Regions from separate parts of the Homo sapiens genome. Here region 1 is linked to region 2. Evidence: read pairs that join two places in POLR2A ChIA-PET (ENCODE). Cell type or tissue: MCF 10A. All regions are shown on one strand. Links, peaks and the distances in the headings refer to the core of each region. The heading gives the core; the rest is flanking DNA.

Region 1 (5,371 bases), core at 307-5,306, 55 kb before region 2:
GTTTCCTGAAAGGATATGATAAATAGAACTGAATTTTAATCTTGAGAGTTTTTTTTTTTTAATTTGTTTGTTTATTTATTTATTTATTTAGAGTCTTGCTCTGTTGCCCAGGCTGGAGTTCAGTGGTACAATCTCCACTCACTGCAACCTCCGCCTCCCGGGTTCAAGCAATTCTCCTGCCTCAGCCTCCCGAGTAGCTGGGATTACAGGCACACCACACCATGCCTGGCTAATTTTTTTATTTTTTTAGTAGAGACAGGGTTTCACCATGTTGCCCAGGCTGGTCTCAAACTCCTGACCATGTGATCCGCCCGCCTCGGCCTCCCAAAGTGCTGGGATTACAGGTGTGAGCCACCGTGACCTGCCTATTTATTTTAATTTTTATTTCTGTTGCCCAGGCTGGAGTATGGAGGCGCGATCCTAGCTCACTGCAGCCTCCATCTCTTGTGCTCAGGGAGCTTCCTGCCTCCGCCTCCTGAGTAGCTAGGACTGAGTAGCTAGATGCACCACTATGCCCAGCTAATTTTCAAATTTTTTGTAGAGACAGGGTCTTGGTATGTTGCTCAGGCTGGTCTTGGACTCCTGGCCTCAAGCAATCTTCCTGCCTTGGCCTCCCAAAGTGCTGGGAGTATAGGGATGAGCCACTGTGCCTGGCTTTGGGAAGTATTTTAAATAGAGGTCACATACTTAGTGCATTGATAGTGCTGCCTCTTCCCTGGAAGAAATATTTTCATTGATCGGCATCCCCCCTCCCTGCTCCCTTAATCTCCCTAGTTATCTCTTTCTCTCTGTCAGTGAATGTTGTTTAAACACTGAAGTCTCATCAATCTTGTACGCTGGAAAGCCTAGAATCACTAGTTTAGGGCTTCCCATCTCAGCTATATTAACACTGTAACACTTGTATCAACAACAGTCTAGCATCCTGTTGGAATTAACACACATGGTGCTCCCACTCTGTTCCTGTTTGTGTAGGGAGAAGCAAGACATTTCCTTGGGAGCAAATCTGTTTCTGAAGGGTAGTGATGGGCTTGATCAGGGGACTCAATGTGATCAACATTGAGAGACTGTTGACCACAAGTGGCCCAGGTGAGTGGAGACTGGGACACACTGAGGAGATTCTAAGCATTGGGTTGGGACTGGTGGCCTTTAAGATCATATCTGTATTTTAGGATTTTGTGATAAGTGACAGGGTGGAATGGGGTGGGGCAGGTGGCTGATAGATGGGTGATTTTAGCTCCATCCCTTCCCTCTGGGAATGTCTTAACACCCAATCAGAAGAAAATGGTTAAAACTGGAGAGTCAGCTGTGAATTTAGTAATCCATCAGGGCAGATGGAGAGCTGGCAAAAATGTGTGCTAGGTCCCCATGCTCTTCGAATGTCTCACTCATCTTTGTCTTGATCTTTTAGATACTCAACGTGTTTGCTATTTAAATAATAGATTGTAGTTTAAAATCACTTCCACTTGAAATCAGGCCCTCTATTTTTAGAACTTTCCTGCAAAGTTGAGAGGCACCTAAATGTGGTCTTTTTGTGTCTCTGGGCCTCCTCTAAGATTCTGATAACCTGAGTTTACCCTACTCATTCTCTACCAAAATTTTCTATTTAGAAAATGCTTGTGTGTCAGCATGAGTAAGTCCCACGGAGGAGTTTCAGCTTAAGACAGGGGGAGGAAGCTGGGTTAACAGAGGCAGGAGGCATGGAGAGTTTTGCAGGCTCTGTATTGGTGTGCAGAGCTTCTAGGCTCCAGCTGTTGCCAAGCAGGAGTTAAATCTAGTCTCTGTGTTGGAGCCCAGTTTCTCCGGTGTCTGTTCCACAGTGTGTGGCCCGGATATCTTTGGAAGTCTTTGGAAGCTTGATGGAAGATCAGGAAAGAGTATACAGCTTTTGGCCAGGCGTGGTGGCTCACGCCTGTAATCCCAGCACTTTGGGAGGCTGAGGCAGGTGGATCACCTGAGGTCAGGAGTTCGAGACCAGCCTGGTCAACATGGCAAAACCCCGTCTCTACTAAAAATACCAAAATGAGCTTGGCATGGTGGTGCGTGCCTGTAGTCCCAGCTACTTGGGAGGTTGAGGCAGGAAAATCGCACGAACCTGGGAGGCGGAGGTTTTAGTGAGCTGAGATCATGCCCCTCTACTCCAGCCTGGGTGACATAGGGAGACTCTGTCACAAACAAACAAACAAACAACAAAAAAAGAGAATACAGCTTTTGAGATTCCCATAGATATATGATGAAGGTAAAGTACATGATGAGATATGTGACCCCAGGCTTACTATCACGATTCCCACCTGTGGCCATGCAGGGTCTGCATTGTCGTGGGAAAGCATTGTCATATCGTCTTAGAAAAAAAGGGAGTTTCCTCATGAGATTTCCTCTCCAAGTGATTTGCTGAGCAATTCTTTTTCTGTTCAGAATGACTTAAAAGGCTTAGAAGGTCATTAATTTGCTAAATGAACTCAGCTCATGGAGCCCCTGAGCATAGATAAAATAGTTACGGAAACCAGAAGTTTCCAGAAGTTTCCGCCGTGCATGCACTCATCAAAGTCAGCAGAAACAGTCAGTGGAGCCTTTGACCTCTTTTAGTTTTGCTGCTTGCTTCCCGCTGCCTTCCATCTTCCCTGGTCACTTGTTTCTTATCCTTCCCTCTTCAGTCTCCTGCTGTGAAGACCCAGATCTCATCCTGTTTGCTTACTCATCTGCCCCAGGGCTCAGTGCTGCTATGGGGGTGGCACCCCTGCCTGCCAGGCCTGAACACACAGCATGGTGGTGAGTGCCCAGACAGGGAGAACTGCAGACCAGGTTCAAAGCAAGTTGTGCTCACTTGGATGAGATAATTTTTTTTTTTTTTTTTTTTTGAGATGGAGTCTTGCTCTGCCACCCAGGCTTGAGTGCAGTGGCGTGATCTCGGCTCACTGCAACCTCTGCCTCCCGGGTTCAAGCGATTCTCCTGCCTCAGCCTCTCGAGTAGCTGGGACTACAGGCGCCCGCCACCAAGCCCAGCTAATTTTTGTATTTTTAGTAAAGGCGGGATTTCACCATGTTGGCCAGGCTGGCCTCGAACTCCTGACTTCAAATGATCCACCCATCTCAGCCTTCCAAAGTGCTGGGGTTACAGACATGAGCCCCCGTGCCTGGCGTCGGATGACATAATTAATGTGTCACCCTCTCATTTTATTTCTTCATATAATAAGAGTCCCTGGTACAGGGGTTAATAGCATGGACTCTGGTGCCAGACTGCCTGGGTTTGAATTCTGGCCCTGCTAGCAGTGTGACTTTGGGGAAGTCACTTGGCTCTGTGCCTCAAGTGCCTTGTCTATAAAATGATGATTCCTAATAGTTGGGGTATTTGTCCCCTCCAAATCTCATGCTGAAATTTGTTTCCTAGTGTTGGAGGTGGGGCCTAGTGAGAGGTGTTTGGGTCTTGGGGGTGGATCCCTCATGAATGCCTTGGTGCCATTCTCACAAGGAGCGAGTTCTCGCTCTATGAGTTCCCGTCAGATCTGATTTTTTTTTTTTTTTTTGAGACGGAGTCTGGCTCTGTCGCCCAGGTTGGAGTGCGTGGCGCAATCTCAGCTCACTGCAACCTCTACCTCCTGGGTTCAAGTGATTCTCCTGCCTCAGCCTCCGAAGTAGCTGAGATTACAGGTGTGCGCCACCATGCCTGGCTAATTTTTGTGTTTTTATTAGAGACAGGTGTCACCATGTTGGCCAGGCTGGTCTTGAACTCTTGACCTCAGGTGATCGGCCTCCCAAAGTGCTGAGATTACAGGTATGAGCCACCGCGCCCAGCCTCAGATCTGATTATTAAAGAGTCTGGCCCCTCTCTCTTTTCCTCCTCCTTGCCACGTGACATGCTCGCTCCCCCTTTTCCTTCCACCATGAGTGGAAGCTTCCTGAGGCCTCCCCAGAAGCAGATGTTGCTGCCATTTTTCTTGTACAGTCTGCAGAACCATGAGCCAAATAGACCCCTTTTCTTTGTAATTACACAGTCTCAGGCATTCCTTTGTAGCAGCACAAATGTACTAAGACAAGGATGTGTCTGCCTCCCTGAGATGTTGGGAAGAGCAGATGAATCACATGATAGAAGTTTGGAATGGTACAAGGCACACACTAAATGCTATGTAAGTTTTTGCTGTAATTATCTAGCTAAAGGAGCATTGCATGATAAAATGGATATAAAACTCTTGGGCATAGTGTTCAATACACTTCAGCTCTTTTGCTTATAAGCTTGGCAGAGAGAGAGTAAACTCTGATTATTCCTCCTGATTTCCCATTAGATTTTCCATTTTTCTATTTCAAAGCTCTCAGGATCAAACCCTTCACCAGCAAATGCTTTTTGCCATCTAGCAAGAGAATATACTTTTGAGTCCAGGTTCTGGGATTCACTAGCTAATATAGTTGGATGTCCCCTCCAAATCTCTTGTTAAGATTAACTCCCGGTGTTGGAGGAGGGGCCTGGTGGGAGGTGTTTGTGTTGTGGGGGCGGATCCCTCTTGGCTTGGTGCAGTTCTTGCCATAGTGAGCCAGTTCTCGCAAGATCTGGCTGTTGTAAAGTGTGACACCTCCCTCTACTCTCTCTTGCTCCTCCTCTGCCATGTGAGACTCCTACCCCCACTTCACCTTGCACCATGAGTAAAAGCTCCCTGAGGCTTTCCCAGAAGCCGTGCTTCTTGTACAATCTGCAGAACCATGAGCCAATTAAACCTCTTTTCTATATAAATTACCCAGCCTTAGGTATTTCCTTACAGCAATGCAAAAGTGGCCTGACACACTAGTCTTGGAAGTGTATCCTGAGTCTTAGCTTTTTTTTCACCTGAGCATTGGTAATTATCACCCCTGCAGAGCAGGCAGAGTACACTATTTTTTTTTTTTGAGTTGGGGTCTGGCTTCGTCACCCAGGCTGGAGTGAGCATTGGGAATTATCATGCCTGCAGAGCAGGCAGAGTACATACTATTTTTTTTTTTTTTTTTGAGATGGAATCTGGCTCTGTCACCCAGGCTGGAGTGCAGTGGCGCGATCTCAGCTCACTGCAACCTCCACCTCCCGGGTTCAAGTGATTCTTGTGCCTTAGCCTCCCGGGTAGCTGAGATTACAGGCCACCATGCCTGGCTAATTTTTGTATTTTTAGTAGAGATGGGGTTTCACCTTGTTGGCCAGGCTGTTCTCGAACTCCTGACCTCGGGTGATCTGCCCGCCTTGGCCTCCCAAAGTGCTGGGATCACAGGGGTGAGCCATCTTGCCCCACTGAGTACGTACTATTATCTCCACTTTATTGATGAGCAAACTGAGGTTCAGAGATGAAGAGATTTGCCCACAGTCACACAATTAGTAAACAGCTAGGTTGAGCCTGGAGGCTTCAGGCTGTATCCC
Region 2 (5,371 bases), core at 63-5,062:
TGCGCCAAATAAACCTCTTTTCTTTGTAAGTTACCCAGTCTCTGGTGTTTTTTTATAGCAGTGCAGGAACAGACTAATGATTCTGCAAGTCTCCAGTGCAGGGCGGCACCAGCTAAGGTGACAGAGGAGGGGAAAATAGTGATTTTATGGAACTTATTTCAGACTTTGTTACGGACAGTGGAGGCCACTGATTTAGTGATTGTCTCAATCCCTGGCTCACTCGCTGATCTTTGACTGTACTGGGACCCCTTTCCTGCTACTTTTTCTCTCCACTTCCGGTTGTTTTCCTTGTGTGCCCCTGCTAAAGGTTTATTTTCCATGAGGCCCTCAGACTGACGGGAGGCCAGCTGTGCTCCAGGGGCCACCAAGAAGCCAACATAGTGACCTGAAAATTACTCCAACAGCAAAAAAAAACAAAATTAACCTTAAATCAACCTGGGATCTAATATGCAACTCAGCAACTTCTAAGCCATGTTTTTTTTTTTTTTTTTTTTTTTTTTTTTTTTTTTTTGAGATGGAGTCTTGATCTGTCCCCCAGCCTAGAGTGCAGTGGCACGATCACGGCTCACTGCAAGCTCTGCCTCCCAGGCTCACGCTATTCTCCTGCCTCAGCCTCCCGAGTAGCTGGGACTACAGGCACCCGCCACCACGCCCAGCTAATTTTTTGTATTTTTTAGTAGAGATGGGGTTTCACCGTGTTAGCCAGGATGGTCTCGATCTCCTGGCCTCGTGATCTGCCCGCTTGGCCTCCCAAAGTGCTGGGATTACAGGCGTGAGCCACCGTGCCTGGCTGCCATGTTCTTTTTGTAAGTAACTAATTCTGGGAAGACAACAGAGTGGGAAAACCCCAGAAAATGCCTGAAACTCCACAGCATCTTTCTGTTTACCGAGGCCATTCCCTTGCCAGCTCCAGACCGTGCATCTTTGGTACCAGGGTCAGGTGATGCCTGGATTGAGTGAGGGGTGAGGAAGAATTTCCACATTTGACTGGAGTGCGAAGACTTGCAGCAGATCAGATCAATTACTGTAATGACGGTGAAAATACCTGCAGAGGACAATTTCTGATGCGTACGCCATGCCAAGCTCTGTTCAAAGCATTCTGCTTATATTAATCCTTAATCCTCCACTAATCTTGTTAGCTAGATGCTGTTATTATCCCCATTTAACAGATGAGAAAATCTATGTGAAATGTGCATGTCTATTGTAAGTTTAGGAACATTAAATTACAGAACCCATCTTAGGATCAAGGCCATGTAGTAGTAGGCTCATGGGCTGGTGGTGCCAGTATCTGGAGCACAGAGGCCTCTTTGTTAATGGTCCTTGGAAACTCACTGAAACATGCGGGGCATGTGACAGCCAGCATCTATTGAGTTATTGCTGCACACCAGACACTATTTTTATTTATTTATTTTTTTTCAGACAGTCTTGCTTTGTTGCTCAGGCTGGAGTGCAGTGGCACGATCTCGGCTCACTGAAACCTCTGCCCCCTGTGTTTAAGCGATTCTCCTCTCTCAGCCTCCCGAGTAGCTGGGACTACAGGCATGTGCTACCACACCCAGTTGATTTTTGTATTTTTAGTAGAGATGGGGTTTAGCCATGTTGGCCAGGCCGGTCTCAAACTCCTGCCTTCAAGTGATCTGCCCGCCTCAGCCTCCCAAAGTGCTGGGATTACAAGCGTGAGACATTGAGCCTGGCCCAGACACTATTCTGATAACTTTGTTTGAATTTATTTAAACCTCACAGAAACACAGGTACTATGATTATGATCATCCTGATTTATGGATGAGGAAACTAAGTCACAGAGAGATGATATAACTTGCACACGGCCGTCCAGTCAGTTCATGGCAAGACCAAGTGTCCACCGAGGCTCCCCATCCAGGCTCTTAACCACAACAGCCTTGTGCCTCTGAGCTGAGGACACTGACACAGCTGGAAAAGGGACCACAGCATGGGAGATGGAGATCATTGTAGGGCTCCCTGTGGACTCAAGGCTCCCGCCCCTCTCAGGTGGCATTGCCTGGCTGGCTTGCCACTCCCTTTATTATTATTATTATTATTATTATTATTATTTGAGATGGAGTTTCGCTCTTGTTGCCCAGGCTGGAATGCAATGGCGCAATCTCAGCTTACTGCAACCTCTGCCTCCTGGGTTTAAGTGATTCTCCTGCCTCAGCCTCCCGAGCAGCTGGGATTACAGGCACGCACCACCATGCCTGGCTAATTTTGTATTTTTAGTAGAGATAGGGTTTCTCCATGTTGGTCAGGCTGGTCTCTAACTCCTGACCTCAGGTGATCCACCCGTCTCAGCCTCCCAAAGTGCTGGGATTACAGGTATAAGCCACCTTACCTAGCCCTTGCCACTCCCTTTGGGCAAGGGCCCTGTGGAACTGGGAAGTTGATTCCATCAACCTCCCTTGTCACCTGCTGTTTGTTTGTACCCGTGATCACCCCTGCAGGGAAGAAAACAGAGAAGAGCTCTGATACTAATCCCAACACACATCTGAAGGCATTTACTGGGTCTTGGTGACATGCAAAGCACATTTTCTCCTTGACCCCACAACAGCCCTATGAGGTTCATTCTGAATGATCGTGTCTGTGTGGTAAAGGGGGGAACCGAGCCTAGTGGGAGGGGGCCGCTGATCCTCCCCACACAGCTCCTGAGGGGCGGATCTGGGCTCCGGAAGGGCTGACCGATGCCCACCGGGGCAGGAATCTGCAGACAGCTCCGGGCTTCGTTGTGCCCACCTGGGCATTTCCTGTGTGGTCCGCTCTGCTGTTCTCTTGTCTCCTGAGTATTTTTTCCCTCCTGGTTTGCTGCCTGGAGACTCTCAGCAGCCCGGAGGTTTTCAGAACAACACGATGAGATTTTCCCCAGCCCCGGAACTGCTTTTGCTGTTGCTTGTGCATCCGACACCTGCTGGGCTGATGAGCTTTGCAAATGTCACTGAGTGTTGAGAGGGAGCTGTGAGAGATTTGCAGGAACGCACCATCCCAGCTGCCCCCTCGGGGGTGGGTGGCGGCTGGAGGGGTGGTGCTGGTCCTTCCTCCAGCCCAGCTCCCCTTGGCAAGGGAAGAGGTGGCATTCCTGCTCATGGAGCTGACCTGGGTACCCACCACCTGCCGGTTCCTCTCTCTTCTCCTGGGGAGACAGTGGCTGTTTCTACATGGTTTTCCCGGCAGCATTGTCTCTTAAAATTTTTGGTCACCTTTTGAGGATATAGAAACATTTTGACCTTTTCCTTTCTGGATTTCTCTTTTCAGAAAAATGCACACATACACACAATTTTGTGTAGAAAATTCGAGGTTTTAGCCAGGTGTGGTGGCTCACACCTGTAATCCCAGCACTTTGGGAGGCTGAGGCGGGTGGATCACCTGAGGTCAAGAGTTCGAGACGAGCCTGACCAACATGGTGAAACCCTGTCTCTACTAAAAATACAAAATTAGCCAGGCCTGGTGGCATATGCCTGTAATCTCAGCTACTTGGGAGGCTGAGGCAGGAGCATCGCTTGAACCCTGGAGGTAGAAGTTGCAGTGAGCCGAGATCGTGCCACTGCACTCCAGCCTGGGCAACAAGAGTGAAACTCTGTCTCAAGGAAATATAAATAAGTAAATAAATAAATAACATTTGAAGTTTTCAGCCTGGCGTGGGAGCTCACACCTGTAATCCCAGCACTATGGGAGGCTGAGGTGGGCAGATCGCCTGAGGTTAGGAGTTTGAGCCCAGCCTGGCCAATATGGTGAAACCCTGTCTCTACCAAAAATATAAAAATTGGCCAGGTGTGGTGGCACACACCTGTAGTCCCAGCTACTTGAGAGGCTGAGGCAGGAGAATCACTTGAACCTAGGGGGCCAGGGGTTGCAGTGAGCTGAGATCGCGCCACTGCACTCCAGCCTGGGTGACAGAGCCAGACTGTGTCTCAGAAAAAAAAAAAAAAAAAATTCAAGGTTTTCACTGACACTCGTAACACTCGGAGCCTCCTCAGACAGTGCGCCACACCTGCCCCTACCCATGCCTGGAAATCTAGCTTAAAAATCAGGTTCTCTGTTTCTTCCCTCTCCATTGAGGGCAAAGATAGAAAATTGATTTTTTTTTTGTTTGTTTGTTTTTTGAGATGGAGTCTCGCTCTGTCACCCAGGCTGGAGGGCAGTGGCGCGATCTTGGCTCACTGCAAGCTCTGCCTCCCGGGTTCACACCATTCTTCTGCCTCAGCCTTCTGAGTAGCTGGGACTACAGGCGCCCGCCACCACACCCGGCTAATTTTTTTGTACTTTTTTTAGTAGAAATGGGGTTTCACCGTGTTAGCCAGGATGGTCTCCATCTCCTGACCTCGTGATCTGCCTGCCTTGGCCTCCCAAAGTGCTGGGATTACAGGCGTGAGCCACCGTGCCTGGCCAGAAAATTGAATGTTAAATTCTCTGCCCCTCTTCTTCTTCTACTGTTGTCAGTCAGAGGCTTGGCAGGAAAGTATATCGCACACTCACAGGTGACAGAAGAGAGTCACGAGAGAAAGTGTTTTCACGGAGTTAAGAAAAGCAGACAGGCTGGGTGCAGTGGCTCACACCTCTAATCTCAGCACTTTGGGAGGCTGAGGCAGGAGGATTGCTTGAGCCCTGGAGTTTGAGACCAGCCTGGGCAACATAATGAGACCCTTTCTCTACCAACCCCCCTGCTGCTTCCCAGATTAGCCAGGTATGGTGTGGTGGCGTGTGCCTGTAGTCCCAGCTACTTGGGAGGCTGAGGGGCAAGATCATGTAAGCTCAGCACGGGAGTTCAAGGCTGCAGTGAACTATGATCGTGCCACTGTACTCCAGCCTGGGTGACAGAATGAGACCCTGTCTCAAAAAAAAAAAAAAAAAAAAAGGGATTGGTTCCACTGGGGCAGCAGGAGGAAGCCCCTTTGTTCCCTAGAACTGAAGCCTGAGAGAAAAAGGGACTTGTGATCGAGAGACCTCCAGGTGCTGCTGTGGGGAGGAAGCAGGGGGTCAGTGTTCCTACTGTCTTGACCCTCTTCCGACAGTCATCCCTGCCCGTGGTGCCTCCCCAGGGCCAGAAAGTGTGGAAGGGCAGCCTCCCAGGCACAGATCCCAGAGGAAAAAGAGGAAAAGTCATCTGAAGGGCAATCTGAGAGTATTTAGCACGTCGCCCTTCTAGGTTCGTTTTTTTTGAGATGGAGTCTCGCTCTGTCACCCAGGCTGGAGTGCAGTGGCACCATCTCGGCTCACTGCAAGTTCCGCCTCCCGGGTTCACGCCATTCTCCTGCCTCAGCCTCCCAAGTCACTGGGACAACAGGCACCCGACACCACGCCTGGCTAATTTTTTTGTATTTTTAGTAGAGACGGGTTTCACCGTGTTAGCTAGGATGGTCTCCAC

Evidence for each region. Peaks named below come from ENCODE experiments on the same cell type or tissue, not always from the same donor. Only the 100,000 strongest peaks of a DNase experiment are listed, where the experiment ranks them.
Region 1: POLR2A ChIA-PET joins it to region 2 with 7 read pairs; 2 of 35 experiments call an interaction of 5 or more read pairs at or near these places.

The regions. Positions count from the first base shown.
Region 1 is chr21:31,523,518-31,528,888 of GRCh38, reverse strand. It overlaps a transcript of TIAM1 not described here. Among named protein-coding and RNA genes, the nearest start is that of TIAM1-AS1, 33 kb to the left of the region's middle. In MCF 10A, for the core only: no CTCF peak of the experiment used is centred there; a DNase peak (open chromatin) is centred at 2,698.
Region 2 is chr21:31,468,570-31,473,940 of GRCh38, reverse strand. It overlaps a transcript of TIAM1 not described here. Among named protein-coding and RNA genes, the nearest start is that of TIAM1-AS1, 88 kb to the left of the region's middle. RefSeq lists an enhancer at 2,378-3,341. In MCF 10A, for the core only: no CTCF peak of the experiment used is centred there; no DNase peak of the experiment used is centred there.